2 separate regions of the Homo sapiens genome follow, and region 2 is linked to region 1. Evidence: chromatin loops called from intact Hi-C (ENCODE). Cell type or tissue: GM12878. All regions are shown on one strand. Links, peaks and the distances in the headings refer to the core of each region. The heading gives the core; the rest is flanking DNA.

The links. Hi-C counts contacts between places; a loop is a spot of excess contacts. Peaks named below come from ENCODE experiments on the same cell type or tissue, not always from the same donor. Only the 100,000 strongest peaks of a DNase experiment are listed, where the experiment ranks them.
Region 2: a loop joins it to region 1, with 2.1 times the contacts of the local background. A loop is called at or near these places in 3 of 110 quality-filtered maps.

What each region holds. Positions count from the first base shown.
Region 1 is chr4:105,517,922-105,523,318 of GRCh38, reverse strand. No RefSeq gene overlaps it. Among named protein-coding and RNA genes, the nearest start is that of ARHGEF38, 32 kb to the left of the region's middle. In GM12878, for the core only: a CTCF peak has its summit at 2,299 (motif pointing left); a DNase peak (open chromatin) is centred at 2,278.
Region 2 is chr4:105,591,116-105,596,512 of GRCh38, reverse strand. All of the region lies in intron 2 of ARHGEF38 (Rho guanine nucleotide exchange factor 38), which reads right to left. Among named protein-coding and RNA genes, the nearest start is that of ARHGEF38-IT1, 32 kb to the right of the region's middle. In GM12878, for the core only: no CTCF peak of the experiment used is centred there; DNase peaks (open chromatin) are centred at 1,822 and 2,222; H3K4me3 peaks cover 602 bases; H3K27ac peaks cover 1,621 bases.

The DNA.
Region 1 (5,397 bases), core at 182-5,181:
GAATAGGAAGCCCAGAAACAGAGGGAAGTGTACAAGAAATGTGGTGTATCGTAGAGAAAGCTTTACAAATTAACAGAGGAAAGGGTGGGCGCGGTGGCTGCTGTACTATAGCCTGGGCGACAGAGCAAGACCCTTTCTCAAAAACAAATAAACAAACAAAAAAACAAATTAACGGAGAAAAGTGTTGATGTGATTGATTTATTATATGAAAAAGATTTCCCTGATTTACACCTTAAGCAAAATAAATTTCATATGGATTAAAGATTTAAATGTGAAAAATGAAACTTAAAATTTTTAGATTAAAAAATGAGAATACTTTTACTATATTGGGGTAGGGAAGGATGTTTTAACTAAACCCCCCAAAAAGAAAAGACTATTTTGTAGTGAACTTCTAATAGTAAAAGTTTAAGTCATCATAAACATAACTGTAAGATAATTGTCAGACAGGGAAAAGTAATTCACAACATAAAAAAGAGATTTATATCAAATATATGATGAATTATTACAGACAAATTAGAAAAATGATTTAGAAGTCAACCACACCCCCTCTACCCCAAATAGGCAATGGATATGAGCAGGCAAATCACAAAAATAGAAAGCGTAATGATGAGTAAGTACCTAACAGGATAATAATGTCACTAGTAATCTGGGCAAAAAAAAAATGAAAATGAAGAATCATTTCATACCTATCAGATTAGTGAGATGTAAAAATTAATAATACCAAGTATTAAGCAGTGATGTGGACCAGTGATTACTTTTTTAGATTGTGGTGGAAGTATAAATTGGTGCAACCACTTTGGAAAGCAATTTTGTAATACACAAAAATTTCAAAATTTGCAGCCGTTTTTTGAAACAAGAGAGTTTGGCAATATCCAGTATATTTGATAATGTGCATATCCTATGACCATCAATTTCTTGCTTAGTCCTATTATTGTAGAAAAGCTCTCATCAGATACATAAAGATGTCCATTTGATGCATTGTTTGTAATAGTGAAAACTAGAACCAATGCAAATCTCCACTAACAGGTAACTGAAAACGTTAGACATGGTATCTTCCTATGATGCAAAACAACACAGCATTTAAAATGAATAAGCAAAAGCCATGTGAATTTACATTGATAAATGTCAGGAACACATAGGTTGACTGTATAAAATAAGTTTCCAAGTATTAAGTAGAGTATAATTCCATTTGCACATATTTTGGAAACCAGACAAAACAATATTATTTTAAAAATCTAGCCAGCCTATATGGCAGATAACGATAATATTTGGTTTTGGATTCAAAGAGAGGGAACTAGGATTGGGGTGTCCAACTTGATATGCAGTGTAAACATTTATTCATTGTTGGTGTTTCATGCATGCCTCTATGTGCTTTTCTGTATTTATAGTTTTAAAAGAAAACAAATGAATTAAGGAAAATAGTGCATAATAAACGGAAGTTAAGAAATCAAATACACAGCCATAAAAAAAAGAACAAAATCATGTCCTTTGCAGCAACATGAATGCAGCTGGAGGCCATTATTCTAAGTAAATTTATTCAGAAATAGAAAATTAAATACTGCATGTTCTCACTTATAAGTGAAAGCTAAACACTGGGTATACATGGACACGAATATGGAAACAATAGATACTGGGTACTCCAAAAGTAAGGAGGGAGCCAGGTAAGTGTTGAAAAACCTTGGATACTATGTTCCATACTTGTGTGATGGGATCATTACAAGCCCAGACCTCAAAGCATTGTGCAATATACCCATGTAACAAACCTGCACATGTACCTCCTAAATCTGCAAAAACAAAAACAAAAAAACAGTAACAATTCTATCATATAGTAACATTACAAAAAAGAAATCAAATAGCATAATGCTCCTTGATGGCATAGTTTCTTCTCAGACTTTTGGCAAATAGCTAAGGTATCTAGATTCCATTGGACATTGTATTGGGTGTATGGATTGTCTACGAGATAGATACAATTCTGGCTGAAACTCTGAAGAGAACACAGACAAGTTAAATGATAATCACAATAGCATAAAAAGAAAAAGTCAACATGAAGAAGTATACAGCATTAATGCAGTTATATAAGAGAACCACTGTATTGAGTAGAATGCCTCTGGATGTAACAGAAACTAGCTTAAACAATTATAGGAATTTATTGGTTTGAATAACTGGCAAGTTTAAAGATAGATCAGGATAGGTTTGATTCAACAGCTAAAAATCATCATCCACTAGCAAATTTCTTTCCCCTTCTAAATTCTCCAATCCATGGGGGTCAGCTCAGTAAGGATCTACTGTTGGCTCCCTCTTGTGGTGTCGGGTGATTACCAAATTATCACAGTTACATGTTTTTCCTGTGCATGACCAGGGAGAGAGACAAGAGAGGCTGTTTTGGAAGAAATAAGTACAATTCTTTCTTTAGCAGCCTCCAGCAGATTTTTTTCCCAAAGCCTTGATACTGCTGTATTCCCAACACTGGGCAAAGTGAAGACTCTTAATTAAGATCTGCTCAATTGACCTGCATCTCCACCTATGATCAGCTCATAAAACACTCAGCGGAATATCAAAAAGCCCAATGTTTGTAAGGAACAAAATGCTTTTGTCTTTATAAATATTACCAAATATTTATTAATATTTAGTTCACCTGTTTTCGAAATTTGCAGCATTTTTCTTCTGAAAGTATTGTCTTGAGTTCTCAGATGTCGTTTTTTAATACAGTCAGCCCTTTGTATCTGCGTGTTCCATGTCCACGAATTCAACTAACCATGAATAAAAACTATTGGAAAAAAATACAACAAAAAATTTAAAAATATTTTCAAAACCAATTTAGAATAACAACTATTTACAGAATATTTACATTGTACTAGGTATTATAAGTAATCTAGAGATGATTTAATGTATACAGATGGATATGTTCAGATTACTTGCAAATACTATGTCATTTTATACCAGGGACTTGAGCATAATTAGATTTTGGCATCTACGCTGTTTCTGGAAGGAATCCTCTGTGGATCTTGAGGGACAACTGTTTTTCTCTATTCTGAAAGTTATAATCACAAATTATAGAATACGTAACTATGTTACTTAGTATGTATAATGTTGTGCTGGGCGTGGTGGCTCACGCCTGTAATCCCAGCACTTTGGGAAGCCAAGGCGGGCGGCTCCTGAGGTCAGGAGTTTGAGACCAGCCTGACCAATATGGAGAAACCCCATCTCCACTAAAAATACAAAAATTAGCTGGGCATGGTGGCACGTGCCTGTAATCTCAGCTACTTGGGAGGCTGAGGCAGCAGAATCGCTTGAACCCGGGAGGAGGAGCTTGCAGTGAGCCGAGATCACGCCACTGCACTCCAGCCTGGGCCACAGAGCGAGACTCCGTCTCAAACAAACAAACAAACAAACAAAAAACATCATTAGCCGGGTGTGGTGGCGCATGCCTGTAATCCCAGCTACTCGGGAGGCTGAGGCAGGGGAATCGCTTGAACCCGGGAGACGGAGGTTGCGGTGAGCGAGATCGCTGCACTCCAGTCTGGGCAACAAGAGCCAAACTCCGTCTTAAAAGAAAAAAAGAAAAAGAAATGTATAATGATGTAACAGGAAATAAGTGTGTAAGAATGATTATTTTTATCTTGAATATAAAATCATAACTAAGGAACAATAAAAGAGTAAAAAGTAGGGGTAAATATGGATAAATAATTCGTAAATTGATAAAATTCTACATAGCCTTGATATAAAAACCAGAAACTATAAAAAAAGATAAATTCAGCTATCTCCGAAATTAAAATAGAGTACATAAAACTATACTCTAAAGAAGGTGGATATAGAAACAATGAACTAGGAATTAATATTCATAATACACGTGATTTATGGGTTAATTGCTGTAAATTATAAGAAATATTACAATATAAAATAACTACAGGAAATAAAAATGGCAAGAGTCATAAAACATAATCCACAGAAAAATGCAAATAACTAACAAATATGTGAAAAGATGCTACATCTGACTACTAATGAAAAAATATAAATTCAAGCAGTGAGATATTTTTCTTAGAAAATATTAAAACGATGAGCCTAGTGATGAAAACATTCCATTCTAGTGTAAACATTACATTCTACAATGCAAGTTAGCATAACTTTATGGAAAGCAGTTTGGAAATATCTATTTAAAATAAAATTACATTCAAAATTAAAATATTGATGATTTTCAAGTCAAAAATTCTATTTCTAAGAATTTTTCCTGAGAAAAAGTTGCACAAATGCAGAAAGATTTATCTACGTAAGTAGTCATTGCAACTCTGTTTTCATAGCAAAAATTAGAAACCACTCAATTGTTCATCAATTGTGAGCCAATTAAAAAACATACCTATCTATGGAAATTACACAATTATTAAAATAATAAGTTATATCTATACCTGCTGACAAAGAAAGATAACTACCGAAATGATAAAAGTTGCCAAACTATATACTACCTGATCACATTTTTTTAAAATACATCATCTAGGTATTTGAATGTGTATTTTAAAAACTCAGAAGAATGTACATCATAGGAAAATCTGTAATTATCTCTTGGGGGTGGGATTATGAAAAAGTAACACTTTTTATGTAAACATTCTACGTTGTTTAAATATTTTACAATGGGCATGTAACACTTTTGTTACCAGAAGGATATCTAATTTTACATATTTGAATGTATAATTTTTATATTATAATGTTTTCTATTATATTATAAATATAATTTTTACAACTTCTAAATGAAGGGGTAAAAGCAATAGAAATGGAATATTGAAGTATGATGATTATTTTGAGATGGTGAATGGCAGGAGACCATGACATTCTAGGGAGCTTATAACATCAGCACTTGGTACAGCACATTTTGCTTTGTAGGTACAAAAATGCTTACTGATGATTCTCAAAATGTATAAAAGATCATCGCCAATCAGCTTCTGAGGTTTTCTCTGATTATTAACAGTGATCCATTTTGCTTTTATAAAGTAAAATGTTCTATCTAATGATAGTTATAGCAGACAGCCAAAACTACCTGGCTATGAAAAAAAAACTTCCCTTCTCTTTGTCCTATTTTATCATTTATTTACTAAGTAAGGCTAAGGATCTAAAGATAAGTAATAGTGAATATGCCTTTAAGGAACTTGAATTCCAATGAGAAGCCAACCCAATAATAAAGAAACAGAAGATAGGTATTAATACATTGAAATAAAGTGATAGTTAAGTCAGAGTTGAAATAGGATTCTGTGCTTAGAAATTAAGCTGGTCTCCCTGTATTTAATGGTAGATATTACATTTTACTTTTAGGTAGATTTTTACTCTGTGATAAAATACGTAAGATACTCTGTGATAAAATATATAAGTTAGGGTGAATATAGTTTGGGAAATTGGCATTTGGGATGC
Region 2 (5,397 bases), core at 328-5,327, 73 kb before region 1:
CTATATTCCCCTCCTCCCTGTCTCCTTTCAGGGATACTTGGATCTATACTGTGTTCTCAGGGAGTTGGTGAGCCCTCCTCACACGCAGCCTTCTCTGACAGGGTTGGTATGATGGCTGACGCTACAGCAACTTGGTTTGGGGTGGGGGGCACAAGCAGGAAGCTGAATGCCTGAGCCCTGGAGTGCCTTCCCTCCCTTGCTCCTTTGAAAAAGCGGCCAGCTAAGAATTTTCCCTCCCTAACTCCCTCTCTTTTGTGTTTCCCTATCCCAGGGCTTTCCTCACCCACTTTGGACCCTGAGGGAGAGATTTTGTAGGATGTCACACAGAACCATTGCTCAATATACTCCCCACCATCCTGACATTGAAACAGCCCACTGCTAACCTAGGTATGACTGATAACACTGGTAATAGGCACCATTTTACATTCAAGGACTCTGAATTGAGAGAGAGCATGAACATCAAATTTATGGTCCCTTATTTTAATAAGTTTTTTTAAATTTTCAATTTCATATTTGTTATTTGTGGCTGAAAATAAAATGTGTAAATATATAGTTGTCATCAGGGGAAAATATTCCATAATGGCATACAGTCAACCCTCTGAATCCTTGAGTTCCATGTCTATGGAATCAGTCCTCTGTGGATCAAGAATATTTTTTAAAATGCATCTGTATTGAACAGACTCTCTTTCTTATCATTATTCCCTAAACAATATAGTATAACAACAATTTAGATGGCATTTACATTGTATTAGGTACCATAAATAATCTAGAGATGATTTAAAGTATACAGTAGGATGTGTGTAGGTTATGTGTAAATGTAACCATTGCATTTTACGTCAGACACTTAAGCTTCCATGTATTTTGGTATTCTTGGTGGATCCTGGAGCCAGTGCCCCGTAGATACTGAGGGACAACTGTGTATGGTATAATTCCTATTCCAGAAAATATTTCAGTATGTTTGTATAAACAATAAGCCAAAATAATTATTGTGCTTATTTCTAAGTGGCAAGACTACAGGTGATTATTTTCCTCTATATATTTTTTCTAGTGAAAATTATTTATATAATGTTGCCATATAGTATATCAAAATTTTAACAGAAAATTCCAACTGAATTCCTGTCAATACAAAATTATATATATTTTAAACCATTTTTTAGAAAACACAAATTTTTGAGCATAAGGCACATGATTAAACCAAATATGAGTAAATTCAAAATAAATACACATAACTTTCTTGTTATAGAAATAAAATCTACCAAGTGTGCATTCAAACACATACACTTGAAATATCATTGGATGGGTAAAAAGATGCTGGTAATGGAGTTTGCCTCTAGGGGAGGAAACCGAGTAGCTGAGGAATTCTATAGCCCCCTTGAGATCTTTGGTAGATTTGCACTATGTGAATTTTAGCAACTGAAAATAATTAAAAAACAAAGAAAAATAAAAATAAGTACAGTACTCAAATTCCTCCAGCTATTCCTTTCAATCACTTTTTGCCCTTTCCATTGTTAGATTAGTCTACTCTAGTTTGATTTACTTTGACTTATAGCCAAAAACATAGAGTATCTCTCACTGCCCTGTTTGGATAATAAATAACTAGAACCTGTTTTCCCACTAAATGTTTCAACACTAACTGATGTGGATAACGTTTGCCTTCTTTGCAAAACCTCTCACAGTGCTGCTATTAAAGAAGATGTGTAACTGCTGAGTTTGATGTATTATCAGTTCGGTAAAGGTCTGACATAGAAAAGCCTTGAAGTTAAGATTAAAGTTTACAGCACGATTGTCACAGAACAGTTGTCAGTCAAGGGCTAGATCTAATCACTCATTTGTACACTGATTCACTCATACAAGGTGACTCAGTTAAGCCAGGAACTTCTGGTACTTTCCTCAGTTTTCAACTTCCTTCATCCAATTTTCACTTAAATAAAATGACTTGTTTTGTTTTGTTTTTACTGGGAGTGGTCTGAGTTTGATTTTGTATAGAGAAAAGATGATGAATCCGATGATACCCAAATTCTCTCCTAGCTTAACCTGTAGTTGTAAAATATTTATGTTGCCCCAGGTTTAGCTAAGCTTGGTTTACAGATTATTGCTATAGTTATCTGAAAACTGTATGTGTTAATCTACACATTTTGACAGTGATGACAGGTGGTTTGTGCTCAAAGACACTGGTAGTTAAATGTCCAGAAGGGAAGTGAGAACAGGAAAGAACTAACGAACATTGAAAAGGTAGTGAACTGAATGAACTGGTGGTGTCAACTAACTACCTCAGCACTCATATAAACGCTGATAAGAGTCATATGAGTACCCGAACATTTATTTACTTAATCAAAGGTTAAAAGTTTTGAGAAGTGGGAAAAAGGCAGATCTGACATGAGAATTCTGAGAACCTTAAGAGAATTGCTATTACCTTAGTGGAGAGAACTAATAGAATGAAATTAAAGTCCACAATGAGGAAGGCAGAGAGCAGACAGCATTGAAAGATAGCTAAATAACAAGGTCAAAGTGTGAAAAATCAACAACCTATAAACAATTCAAATAAAACAACCTAGAAAATGTGAGTTAGAATTTTGAGAATTGTAATTCACAGTATTGAGAGCAAAAGCCAAATGTGCCAAATAAACGACCATAAATGTTACCATAATGGAAAAGTTTTACCTGGCATGGTCTAAGACACCAATTCTGAGAACTGCTTATAAGAGTTTCATAGGAAGCCAAAAACAAGTAAAGAAAAATAACAAAAAGTAAAAGCACAAAAAAGAATTGGAGAAAATATATAAGAATACAGCTATCAATGACATTCATTTTAGCGGGGCTAGTTTGACTCACCAATGTAGCAGATTATTTAAATTGGCAACATTTTCATATAAGGTAAACTTAGTCCATTTGATACAAATGTGGACTAAGAATTCAAAGAAAGACTTTTCTTGTATATTTGATGTTTTTGTCTGTCTGTTTATTTGTTTCTTCTGGAGACAGGGTCTTGCTCTGTCTCTCAGGCTGCAGTACAGTGGCGTGATCATGGCTCACTGCAGCCTCAACCTCCTGGGCTCAAGTGATCCTCCCACCTCAGCCTCCTGAGTAGCCTGGACTACAGAAGCAAGCCACTACACTTGGCTGTTTTTTTTTAAATAGGGATGAGGTCTCCCTATGCTGCCCAGGCTGGTCTCGAACTCCTGGCCTCAAGCAATCCTCCTGGTTGTGCTGATCTTTCCAAAGTGCTGGGATTACAGGTGTGAGCCACTGCAACTGGGCGTGTTTTTTACTGTTTTTTATATTGATCATTAGCCAATCGCAGGGACAGATTTTTGATAAATTGTGCTTATTTTGAAACATGTTTTAGTCACAAATGTTCTTATACCTAGTAAATATTTTATATTTAATTTTAAAATAGACAATGAATATAGATGATTCCTTTAGGATCGAGGAAAACAATTTTTTTGGTTTGTTTGTGTTTGATTTTGGTTTTTAAGATAGTAGATAATAGTGCTATGAATGATTCCATAAGGAGGGTAAACTAATTATTCAGGAGAGAGAAAGGACACAGACTGGAGTAAAACCTTTCAGTCTGAGGGGATAGAATCCACTGCACTAGCAGAGAGAGGTCATCCTTCATTAGAAGCGGGAACCATTGCTTCCGGTAATAGGAGGAAGCCAACTTATATAGGTAGAGATGCAGTAAGTTGGTAGATTTGGTGTTGGGAGTGTGCACATCTTATTGTTTCTAGTTTCTTTATGAAATGATGGAAAAGGGCATAAGCTGAGAGAAGAAAAAGGGGTGTTTGACATGTGAGGAAAAGAATGTGAGAGAATCTCCTCAGAAACATTACTGGGGGCCCCAGTAGAAAGTGGTCATGAATTTTATAAGAGATTAATTCTGCTGCACAGGTAAAGGTGTGAAGTAGACGAAAAATTGAACTTCACTCGAGTAAGTTGTTGCAGGGAAGTAAATGGAAAGAAAGAGAGAAAAAGGAATTGAGGTCGTGTGCAAGGAGCGATTATAATGAAGGACCCATAGAAATTAAAGCATCTTTGGGCCCGATGAAGAGAGAAATGGTAGTAATGTCCATAGTTTGGAGGTCTCGGTGCCATCAGAAGGTTGTCAGAAATCGTACCAGTGGGAGTAGGCTTGGGCATCAGAGAATAGTAAGCTTGAAATTCTGATTTTGAGGGGATGAAGTTGTTGGTAATGGCAAGTTCTAGGTTATGACCCTGGCGTGAGTGGCTGAATGGGATTGAGGAAAGATTGTTGGATATGAAAAAGTGAAAGAACTGAGAGGCCCGAATGTTGCATGGGTTATTTGCATGAATATTGAAATTACCTAAAAAAGATGTCAGAATTAAGGAGGAGAGCGAGAGAGTGAGAATACATAGACACAGTGGGCTAGGTTCCAAATTTTTCAAAGAATAAGAGTTGACAGGGAGGACTGTACCATAAGGAAAGGTAGTGACAGAGTCTGATGCTATGTGCATTTAAAATCAACATTTGAATAAGTATGTAAATGAACATGTTAGTAACCATTGATATCTGCCAGAATAGCAGTTATATCAAATACATCTGGTTTATATGTTAATAAAATAAAGAAAACACAGCAGAAAACATTTATATACGTAGCAATGACACTAAAGAGCAAATTTTTATCACGACCATCAATATTACTTCTACTCTTACATCATGAATAAGAAATTTCCAGGTTTTCAGAAAGTGTCTGGTAATTCTGGCGTGGGAACTGTGGGGGATTAAATGAGAATGCTAATGAAGTGCCTGGAGCAAGATCTGACATATAGTAAGCATTAAATAAAAGTCATGAGGCAAACTGAAGATGACTTCCTGTGTAAGAAAAGGCTTCCATGCCTTCTTTGCTACTCCTCTTTATACATTGTCTTAGACCAAAAAACAATTTTTGTGTCAGAAGTGCCTTGACCTATACTGGTTTTCCCTAATATGTAGGCCAGATGGTTTTTTAAAAAATATTTCTGAGGCCGGGCATGGTGGCTCACGCCTGTAATCCCAGCACTTTGGGAGGCCAAGTCGGGTGGATCACAAGGTCAGGAGATGGAGACCACCCTGGCTAACACTGTGAAACCCCGTCTCTACTAAATATACAGAAAAATTAGCCGGGTGTGGTGGCAGTCACCTGTAGTCCCAGCTACTCGGGAGGCTGAGGCAGGAGAATGGCATGAACCCGGGAGGCGGAGCTTGCAGTGAGCAGAGACAGCGCCACTGCACTCCAGCCTGGGTGACAGAGCGAGACTCTGTCACAAAACAAAACAAAACAAAAAAATCTGAGAAGAGTACTGTGTTAAGAAATATAAAATCTGCTCCTGAATGTTGTAAATAGTTGGGGGCATGACAGGCTAGCAATGCTTTTATAATCATGGGTAATATTAAAA